Regions from separate parts of the Homo sapiens genome. Here all the other regions are linked to region 1. Evidence: chromatin contacts called from ENCODE Hi-C or POLR2A ChIA-PET data. All regions are on one chromosome and are shown on one strand. The core of a region is the stretch at or near the end of the contact, and the rest is flanking DNA. Distances in the headings are between cores, read along the strand shown. Region 1 holds the start of USP15 (ubiquitin specific peptidase 15). Region 2 holds the start of MDM2 (MDM2 proto-oncogene). Region 3 holds the start of RAP1B (RAP1B, member of RAS oncogene family). Region 4 holds the start of CAND1 (cullin associated and neddylation dissociated 1).

What was found. A loop is a pair of places that touch in the nucleus more often than their neighbours do. ChIA-PET counts read pairs that join two places held with the same protein, here RNA polymerase II (POLR2A). Pooled maps may share reads with other maps.
Region 2: a loop to region 1 is called in a pooled map, with 16 times the contacts of the local background. The contact joins the promoter of MDM2 here to the promoter of USP15 in region 1. A Hi-C loop is called at or near these places in 2 of 37 single-sample maps with no recorded cell type and 9 of 50 pooled maps.
Region 3: a map with no recorded cell type shows a loop between it and region 1 (10-fold over the local background). The contact joins the promoter of RAP1B here to the promoter of USP15 in region 1. A Hi-C loop is called at or near these places in 2 of 37 single-sample maps with no recorded cell type and 5 of 50 pooled maps.
Region 4: a map of CD8-positive, alpha-beta T cell shows a loop between it and region 1 (7-fold over the local background). The contact joins the promoter of CAND1 here to the promoter of USP15 in region 1. A Hi-C loop is called at or near these places in 3 of 168 maps with a recorded cell type or tissue (CD8-positive, alpha-beta T cell and naive thymus-derived CD4-positive, alpha-beta T cell), 5 of 37 single-sample maps with no recorded cell type and 16 of 50 pooled maps. POLR2A ChIA-PET finds 5 or more read pairs at or near these places in 1 of 52 experiments (MCF 10A).

The regions. Positions count from the first base shown.
Region 1 is chr12:62,259,152-62,261,657 of GRCh38, forward strand. USP15 (ubiquitin specific peptidase 15) reads left to right here and starts at 1,253. Exons shown (of 22, transcript NM_001252078.2): 1 at 1,253-1,352. The coding sequence starts at 1,264. MIR6125 (microRNA 6125) reads left to right here and starts at 1,208; the gene lies at 1,208-1,303. It also overlaps a transcript of TAFA2 not described here. RefSeq lists enhancers at 509-578, 1,129-1,488, 1,709-1,758, 2,482-2,506 and silencers at 839-898, 979-1,088.
Region 2 is chr12:68,806,925-68,809,430 of GRCh38, forward strand. It overlaps MDM2 (MDM2 proto-oncogene), which reads left to right and starts at 1,253. Exons shown (of 11, transcript NM_002392.6): 1 at 1,253-1,567; 2 at 2,284-2,368. The coding sequence starts at 1,554. RefSeq lists a silencer at 951-1,340 and enhancers at 1,542-2,506, 1,841-2,230.
Region 3 is chr12:68,609,646-68,612,151 of GRCh38, forward strand. RAP1B (RAP1B, member of RAS oncogene family) reads left to right here and starts at 1,254. Exons shown (of 8, transcript NM_001010942.3): 1 at 1,254-1,398. RefSeq lists a silencer at 1,111-1,570.
Region 4 is chr12:67,268,105-67,270,610 of GRCh38, forward strand. CAND1 (cullin associated and neddylation dissociated 1) reads left to right here and starts at 1,254. Exons shown (of 15, transcript NM_018448.5): 1 at 1,254-1,681. The coding sequence starts at 1,614. RefSeq lists enhancers at 390-689, 830-1,089, 1,369-2,020.

The sequences.
Region 1 (2,506 bases), core at 3-2,502:
GGGCAAACGAGAAATGATGTGGGGATTCCGGCCCATCTTTTAGACTTTTCACATCAATATGGTATGTTAAAATCACACCCCTGGACATCATGCTCGGGAATACTTAAGTAATTTTGCCACAATTCATTTACTAAACAAATATTTAGGTAATTTTTACATGTCCATCAGTACTGTGCTAACCACCAGGTGTACAAAGGCTAAAACAAAAGATGAACCCAGTTCCAGCTCTTAAAGAGTTTACATTTTAGTTCAGGCTTTCAGAAGGAGAGGCAGTGAGTGTGCTATACTGTATAGCATGTGGGCTCTTGAACCAGCCTCTCCACTCACCTCTCCACCTGCTGTGTGACCTTGGCATTTGATTTTTAAGCGACTCGATTTTCTATTTTGTAACATAATCGTTGACTTCAAATTAAAGACATATCTAGTTTCATTTCAGGTGTACGGCACCATACGAAGATGGGGCTAAGAAAATGTTACTATCCTGTATAAACAAGAGGGTTTCTCGCACGTTTTCTTCCTTTAGTATCTGGCATTATTCAATACTGTCCATATTCTACTCCCTGTTCACCGATGAACTGGGACATGTTTTTCACTGCAGCTTAGTCGTCTGGGTGTGCCTGGGGAGGCGTCACAAAGAGCCTATAAAGGGTCCCCACCTACAACGGGAGTAAGAGCGCTGGAAGGAACCCAGGAAGGGCATGGAGACCAAGCGTTCGGTTTCGGAGTGTTTTTTGTGTGTGCCCATATTCACCGAGCTTGGGTTCTCCCACTCGTAACGAAAAGCCCAGTCACTGAGCTGCTACATTTTCTGCCATATCTTAGCCGTCCCCACGCCCCCACACCACCGCCCCACCCTACCTCACCCTCAAGCGTGAGTGAATGCGCAAATAAGGGTTTTCAAGGCGTCAGTGGGAAAGAGGGAGGGGAAGGCAACGCTGAGGACGGGAGGACAGGGCGGTGGCATCCCTCTAGCGAGAGAGAGCCAGAGCCCTCGGCGGCGAGGAAAGCTAAAACCCGGCAGTCCCGGGCCAGAGGAGGCCAAGGCAAGATGCTGGACGGGCGGGGACCGATGGGGGGCAGCAGACCATGGCCGCGCACCCAGTGCGCCCCCGGGGCCTCCTCTTGTCCCGAGGAGCACCCCCGCTCCCGGTGTCTTTTGGTTTCGACCGGCCGACTGGGAGGGGCCGTGGGACGCCATTCCCATAATGCTCTGGGGCGTGCCGCCGCCGTCGCTGCCACCTCCCCTACCGCTAGTGGAAGAAGATGGCGGAAGGCGGAGCGGCGGATCTGGACACCCAGCGGTCTGACATCGCGACGCTGCTCAAAACCTCGCTCCGGAAAGGGGACACCTGGTAAGAGAAAGGGGTTGAGATGCCCGCGGTTGCCCGAGGATAGTGGAGAAGTGGGCGGGAGCCGCGAGCTGGTTCTTTCGCTAGTGACAGGTGCGGGCAGGTCCGGCGGCGGCCGCCGGGGCAGCGGGATTTTGGCCGCTTCTGAAATGTTGGGGCAAAGGTTGGACTCTAGATGAGGGTCAGGGTTCTTGGCTTGCCAGGGCATGCTGAAAGGTATCCGGGGAGCGGCGGCGGCGGCGGTTCTGACTCGTGCGGTTCTCTTCGTCCTCCTTCCTTCCGTAGTGCCGCTCCCACCTCAGGCCTTCCCGAATGATAGGTTATAGTGGTTTGGTTTGAGTCTTATATACGCCGTTTTGACAGGTCCCGGTGCCGCGGCTTATCACGATCTCACCGGCTTTACTTCTCTGTTCATTTCCTTTCCTAGAATTGTCGGCGTCCAAGTTCCCTTTTATTCTGATTCTTGGTCTTCCGGGAGGCAGGCTGCAGGATGTTTGCGGTCTGTACTACACAGGTGGCATGTCAGGGCTCCACATAAGAGAAAGAAACCCTAGTTTCCAGTTCCTTGTCAAAGGAGGGAGAGGAGTAGGGAACCTTGGGCTTATGAGAGACCACGTGGTCTTGTGCTTTAGTGGTGGCTTGATAGAAGCCGGCAGCGTTTCTGTTAGACGTGCAGCCCTTCCCTTCTGTTTGAAAGATAATGTAGGCCTGCAAAAAGTAGATAAGTCCACTTGAGGCTTAACTAACTGCTAATATTCAAACTTGTAAAATACCAAAGGTTATACATTTAAAATACTGAAGGATGTATGTGGACATTTTCACACTTGTCGACCATATCAAGTGGCATCTACAATAACTTAAATATGTGAATATGTAACATAATTTAAAATTCCTTATTTTTTGGGAAGCATAATGTGCCTCTTCATTATAATAAAACATATTTTCACTTTCCACTGTTACCATAACAGTAGTATATAATTCATAGAGTGTTTCAGTATGGCATAGTGAAAGGAACAGTAAGATTTAGACCTGAGTTATGTCACAGTTTCACCACTCAACTTGCAGTATGGCTTTGAGGAGAGTTAATTTAAATCATTGCACCTCATTATCTTCATGCTGTAAAATGGACAGTAATTTTATTATAAGGATTTTATCTT
Region 2 (2,506 bases), core at 3-2,502, 6.5 Mb after region 1:
CAATCAACTTAAATCAACTGAGTGACCACTATGTTTAAGGAAGTTTCCTTTCTGGTAGGCTGGGAAGCGGGAGAAGGGAAGGATATAACTTTATAAAAAAAAAAAAGCTGCAGAAGGGAAGGATATAACTTTATAAAAAAAGGTCCTTGTTCACAAGGAGCTAATCACTTACTGGCCAGAGAAGAAACGTGTTCCTTCTTTGCAATGGCTGTGTTTTTGGGTTTAGCTAACTCAATTCTTTATGTCCTCAATTTATGAGACCGCATCAAAAACGTTTTTGCCACATCTCTGTGGGAAAGTAGGTGAGTCAGAATGAGTGCATAATATATAAGTATATATTTTAATGATAATGAATGTGTAGATTAACAAACCCAAACTTTGTTTTTGTTTTTTTGAGAGTCTTGCCCTGTCGCCCAGGCTGGAGTGCAATGGCATGATCTTGGCTCACTGCAGCCTCTGCCTCCCGGGTTCACAGGATTGTCCTGCCTCAGCCTCCGGAGTAGAGTAGCTGGGATTACAGGTGACCGCCACCACGCCCGACTAATTTTTGTAGTTTTTAGTAGAGACGGCGTTTCCCATGTTGGCCAGGTTGGTCTTGAACTCCTGACCTCAAGTGATCCACCCGCCTCGGCCTACCCAAAGTGATGGGATTACAAGCGTGAGCCACCGCGCCCAGCCAAACCCAAACATTCTAAAAGCGCAGAGTAACCGCTCCCCTCCCCGCCAACGGTAACCAGCATCTTCGTTCTCCAACCAGAACAGCTGTATGCACCGGTGTATAAGCCTGCCTTAAGTGCTATTTTTAATCTTTTTTAAAAACAGGCCTTAAAATAACTCATTTGGGTACAACTCCAGCGGCTGGTGGAGTGGGCTTAATATATTAAACAGCTGTTAATTTTGGTTTCTTTTTGGTAACAGCGACACGGAGATCCGCATTTGTCGCAGTTTCCACCGCGGGCGGGAAGTGTAAACACAAGAAATACAAACATAGCGCAACGGCTAAAGGAGTGTCACAGCGCCAAACCTTGCTGGCTCCGCGCCAGGCCGAGCCCCACCCTCTCAGCTCGCGGCCAACACCCCCACCCCGCCTCACAGCCCGCCGCGCCCGCGGGGCGACACCCCCCACTCCATCATCCCGGAGGTGGTGCGGCCGAGCCCCGGACCCAATTGGCGGAAGCGGGGCCGGTTGTGTGCGCGCGCACAAATGCCCGGATGCGCCGCGACGACCCGCGCGCTCCCCTCGGGCGGTAGGGGGCGCGCACCGAGGCACCGCGGCGAGCTTGGCTGCTTCTGGGGCCTGTGTGGCCCTGTGTGTCGGAAAGATGGAGCAAGAAGCCGAGCCCGAGGGGCGGCCGCGACCCCTCTGACCGAGATCCTGCTGCTTTCGCAGCCAGGAGCACCGTCCCTCCCCGGATTAGTGCGTACGAGCGCCCAGTGCCCTGGCCCGGAGAGTGGAATGATCCCCGAGGCCCAGGGCGTCGTGCTTCCGCGCGCCCCGTGAAGGAAACTGGGGAGTCTTGAGGGACCCCCGACTCCAAGCGCGAAAACCCCGGATGGTGAGGAGCAGGTACTGGCCCGGCAGCGAGCGGTCACTTTTGGGTCTGGGCTCTGACGGTGTCCCCTCTATCGCTGGTTCCCAGCCTCTGCCCGTTCGCAGCCTTTGTGCGGTTCGTGGCTGGGGGCTCGGGGCGCGGGGCGCGGGGCATGGGGCACGTGGCTTTGCGGAGGTTTTGTTGGACTGGGGCTAGGCAGTCGCCGCCAGGGAGGAGGGCGGGATTTCGGACGGCTCTCGCGGCGGTGGGGGTGGGGGTGGTTCGGAGGTCTCCGCGGGAGTTCAGGGTAAAGGTCACGGGGGCCGGGGGCTGCGGGGCCGCTTCGGCGCGGGAGGTCCGGATGATCGCAGGTGCCTGTCGGGTCACTAGTGTGAACGCTGCGCGTAGTCTGGGCGGGATTGGGCCGGTTCAGTGGGCAGGTTGACTCAGCTTTTCCTCTTGAGCTGGTCAAGTTCAGACACGTTCCGAAACTGCAGTAAAAGGAGTTAAGTCCTGACTTGTCTCCAGCTGGGGCTATTTAAACCATGCATTTTCCCAGCTGTGTTCAGTGGCGATTGGAGGGTAGACCTGTGGGCACGGACGCACGCCACTTTTTCTCTGCTGATCCAGGTAAGCACCGACTTGCTTGTAGCTTTAGTTTTAACTGTTGTTTATGTTCTTTATATATGATGTATTTTCCACAGATGTTTCATGATTTCCAGTTTTCATCGTGTCTTTTTTTTCCTTGTAGGCAAATGTGCAATACCAACATGTCTGTACCTACTGATGGTGCTGTAACCACCTCACAGATTCCAGCTTCGGAACAAGAGACCCTGGTTAGTATTTTTGTCTCGTGTAACTTTTAAGAATAATTTATTTTATGAAGTGATAAACTAAATTTCGTATACCTCAATTGTAGCATGGCTCTGTAAATAAAATTGTATGTGCATAGCTTAAAGTGTGCTACCTCTGGC
Region 3 (2,506 bases), core at 4-2,503, 6.4 Mb after region 1:
TGCAGACAATAAACAATTTTTAAAAAGATATTTTTCTAAGGAAATAGAAATTATCGAAATAGGTAATCTACTCAATTAACCTAAATTGTAAAACATTATAAAACACAGAGAACTGTTATAATTCATTCTCATCTATTCATTTAACTTAGGTTAGCTTAGTTTTCAATCACTACATATTCTTAAACGGAGTGAAATTAGTCACATTCCATTTATCTTCCAAATTTATCAACGTTTATTAAGATTTATTTCAAGAATAATTTGTACAGGGCCTAATTAAATTATGAACCAAGAAAGTTAGTCTTAAATGACCCCTCAATCCCTTTTCCCTGCACTTTGCTCTCTTAATCTCCTCGCCCATCAAAACTGCTTCAAGAAAAAGTTCTGATAAATTTCTTGTACTAAGGGTAAGTAAGAATGGTAAATTCCCGTGTTAAGTTCCCGCCCTTTTTGGAACGAGGCATTTTGGAACAGAAAGTGTTTTCTGGTGCCCTGAAGTCACACGATAAACCTACTTGCCTATGGGTAATCCTGTGAAGTGAATAAAGCGTCCAGGACATGCATTTAAATACGCAATTTATTTTAGTTATATAAATGGCGTTGGTTTAGGTGCAGGGTACAAACTTATTTAGAAATCATCGATTTGTTAACTGCGTTTGGCATGGGAATTTGGAAAGAGTTCGCCCGGGTTAAGACACCAATGGATAAAACACTTGTCAATCCAGGAGAAAAGGCATCTCAAGAATGGAAAGACTTGCTGGCCCAGGCTCCCTCGGGGAGCTCTAGGTGTAGAAAATGCGCGCTCTCCGTTACTTCTCGGTTACTTTGCCCAGCACAAAGGACGACGCGAATACCAACAGACTGGACGAGTCGGTGACTACAGTTTGCATTAAGAGGCGGCGCCTTTTGGGTTTCGGAGGGTTCCACTGGAACCCACGAGGGTCAGGAACACCGACGCGCGGATTCCGCCCACCAGACAGCCTGGGGAAGCGAGCCTGAAGGCGCGGCGCAGCTAGAGAGAAGAACCTCGGCAGACATGCCGCCCAGAGGCAGCTAAGGGGCCCGTGGGCAGGGCCTGCGCTCCGGCTGCGATGCAGGCCGGCTAGAGGCCGGCGCCGAGGACCCGGCGCGCGGCGGCCCCGCCCCCTCGGCTCCCCTCGCCCCGCCCCCTAGGCCCGCCCCTTCCCGGGCCGCGCACCCGCGCGCCCCGCCCGCGGGCGGAAGCTGGAGCGAGGCTGAACGCCTGACGTCAAGGCGACATCGCCAAACCTCGCCCAGATTCAGGCGTGTAAACCAGCCGGAGCGGCGCGGCAGCGGCAGGACCGCCGTGGCGCCTAGAGTAGCGACCCGGGGGGAGCGCGGGGCGACGCTGGCTGCAGGGACCCGGTGACAGCGTGAGAGGTTCGCAGAGTGAGTGCGTGGCCGCTGAGGGAAGCCGCGGCGGCGGCCGCGCGGGGCCGGGCGCCGGCTGAGGGGAGCGGGTGGGGTGCGGCGAGGCGCGGGCCGGGCGCGGCGGTCAGGGGCCCCGGCGGCGGCAGCCCCTCGGCGCGCGGCAGGTGGCGCGAGGGCCAGGCGCCGGGCCCGCGAGCGCGCTGCCTTGCGGGCCGGCGAGGAGGAGCAGCCGCCGCCGCCGCGGGAGAACAGCGCGCTTTGCGGAAGGGGTCAAATGTCTGAAATATGGCGGAGGAAGTGAGAGCCCGAGGACCCCCCCACCCGCCCGCTCTCTTCAGCCCGCGTCCGCCGCAGCTTCTCCCGCCGCCCTCCTTTCCCCGCCGGCTCCCCCGAAGACTCGCTCCCCGCCCCGAGCCCCCTCGCTTGTCGCCTGGGTTCCCTCCGTGGTATGGGTGGAAGTTAGAACGGAAACCAGAAAGTTGTCCTTTGCGAAGACCTAGCTTCTCCCAGCCCCGAGCTAGGGCGAGGAGCCTTCGGGGGAAACCACTCCCAGGCGCCCCGCGGGCTTGAGCCTGACAGCGAAAAAGTTTGCCTGAAACGGGGCTTGCTTGCTCCATTTGTTGCGGGAAGTGGCAGGAGGAAGGCAGCGGAGAGAGCCCCACTTAGTCTGGCAGCAGCCACCGTGTAGAGAAAAACTGTTAAAGGGGCCTTTCCCTTCGTCAGCAAGAGGAAATCTCTTTCTCTTAGAGGGAGAGAAAATCCAGGAAGTTTGTCCTCTTCTCTTTTTCGCCATCTCGAGGTGTCTAATCCTAAAACTATCAGCGCCATGAATTTTATTTAAAACTACGCCCAGTGAACCGGGCTCTCCGGATTTTTCTTCTGAAAAACACTGATGTCTTTTGGAGAAAAGATCATTTTTGCAAGTTAAAGCAGATGGTTTCCTTCCCCTTCGCTTTCCCCCCTCTCCCACTCTCTTTAATAGTTTAGAAAAACATTTTGGCCCTGTAACTTCTGATTGGTATGAATAGAAGCAGTTCTGTGTTGCAGTAAGGGGAAATCACATTTTTACGGGGTAGAAAGTTGACACTAAATGAAGATTGTGATTTTAGTATTTTAA
Region 4 (2,506 bases), core at 4-2,503, 5.0 Mb after region 1:
ATGTGTTAGTAGAGAGCTATTTAAAGGTTTGTTGTTGTTTTTAACAGGAGTATCAAGTGAGATTGATTTTTCATCTCTTCACCAGGCTCTCTGTTCTTTTAGAAAGGCCTGTCAGCTAGCTCCATCCCTAACACTTTCAGGGATGTTGACCCCTAGCTGGCAAAACTTGTGTTTAAAATCCCAAATATTAAGCAGATGAAAAACTTGGATACTAAATACTTTCATAACTCATCTCCACGAATTTGTACGTCTGAGGGAGCAATACACAGCTGCAGGTCCATCAAGGCCACAAAAGCTAACTACAGAGATAGTCTTTTAGCTATTTTGAAATCAGTAGGGCCTGACTACAGCCATCTGTCGCATACCCATTACTCTTACTAAGGTCCTGCTGGCGTCAGAGAGGTGGTTCTACGATGCACGGTAGGAGTGTGTCTGGCCAGAGAAGTGGGGAGGCTCAGCTGCCTTGGGAGGTGCAAGTAGTAGCGCTAGGAAGCTGCTGCTAGGCCTCTGGCAAGAACACCAACTGATCCGCAATGCGCCTGGCCAAACTGCAGCAGCCTGCTCTGCAAATACTGCATAACAGAAAAAGCCTGTATTGGAGAATATAAGAATCCGCGGCAGAAACGGAGTGCGCGACGATTCTAAGGTTTTTACCCAGCACGGCTCCCCCATCAGACTGCAAATCCCAGCATTCACTCCTTCCACGGGAGCCAATGAGGAAGCTACTAGTTCCCGCAGCCAATCACATTCTGAGCCAGTGTATCACCCGACTGAATTCTGGGATTTGTGGTTTTTACGTGGCAACATTACACCACGGTGGCTACGGCAATGCAGGCCACGCGTCTGATCCCAAACGACACCTCCCTGTTATAAATTCTTATGTTGGTTCCGCAAGCTAACTCCTTAACTGTCGTTACTCCCAGGCTTCCTCCTTCTCAAAGCTCGTAATCTTTTTCTCTTAATGTCATTAAACAATCAAGTTATTTTCAGATTAAGGCCCACTTGCTCCACTCGTCCCCTGTCCCTTAACCGTCGCTTTAGAGTCTCGCGAGAACAGCCCCTTTTTTTTGTGTTGTCATGCCTCCAAAAGGCGGGTCACATGAAAACTGACACAGGCTTCAGCCAACCGAATTGTTTTTTAACTCTCTTCTCCACAGCGTGCGTGGGGAGGCCTCCGTGAACTCTGACCTTAGCTTTCCGTAGCGCCCGCGTCTGCCGCCCCCGCCCCCGGAGCGAAGGAGGCGGGCTTTGGCCTTTTGCCCTAGGGAGCGAGTGCGGAGCGAGTGGGAGCGAGACGGCCCTGAGTGGAAGTGTCTGGCTCCCCGTAGAGGCCCTTCTGTACGCCCCGCCGCCCATGAGCTCGTTCTCACGCGAACAGCGCCGTCGTTAGGCTGGCTCTGTAGCCTCGGCTTACCCCGGGACAGGCCCACGCCTCGCCAGGGAGGGGGCAGCCCGTCGAGGCGCCTCCCTAGTCAGCGTCGGCGTCGCGCTGCGACCCTGGAAGCGGGAGCCGCCGCGAGCGAGAGGAGGAGCTCCAGTGGCGGCGGCGGCGGCGGCAGCGGCAGCGGGCAGCAGCTCCAGCAGCGCCAGCAGGCGGGATCGAGGCCGTCAACATGGCGAGCGCCTCGTACCACATTTCCAATTTGCTGGAAAAAATGACATCCAGCGACAAGGACTTTAGGTGAGGCCGAGATCCGACCCTCACCCCACCTCGGGGTTCTCGCAGCCGCGGCCCTGGCCGTCACGCAGGCCTTGCCCCACCCCTTCGGCCGTAGCCGGTAGCTTCTCTGCCCCGAAGTCTCCAGCCCACCGGTCCGCTGGCCTCCCGATCCCTGCGGAGCCCCTTTCCTCTCCCCTCTTGCAACCCCCTCCCCCCATTCTTTCTCCTAGGCAGTTGCCCGCCGCGGTCTCTAGGCCCCGTTTGCTTGTCTCAGCGCCCCCACATCCTTCCCTGCCCCACCAGGAGGCGATTCTTGCGTCTCAGGTAGCGCGAAGGGGCTAAACCACCCACCATTGTGGAGAAGGGAGTTGCTCTAGGCCGGGAGACCGGGCGCCGGGCCTATTCGCTTGCCATCCTGCGGCGCTAGGCCGCCTTGCTCGCTGGGGCCCAAGCTGCTGCCCACTCGGGGACCCGGCAGCCTCCTCTCTGCCCGCAGGTGCGCGTGGGCCTTGCTGCATTCAGGTGGAATGATGAACTTTTGCGCTCTTGGCTGATACATAGTTCTTTTGTGGATTATTAATTTTCGTGAAGGTGGGAAGAAGGGGGAGGGGAGCCAGGATGGAGGAAACTTCGCTCATAGGGTTTTCCCGCCAGCATCACTGTCAGTTCCTCTTGTCAGGTAAAACCAACTTAGGAACTCGGGGTTTCAGTCTCATGTCCTCATATCCAAAATCACTGCCAAAGGGGTGGATTGCTGGATCTTAATCATAGCAGACGGATCTTCAAAAGGAAGAGATGTTTAATACGGACCTGGTGAATATGAAGCTTTATTACAGCAGTTCTGTT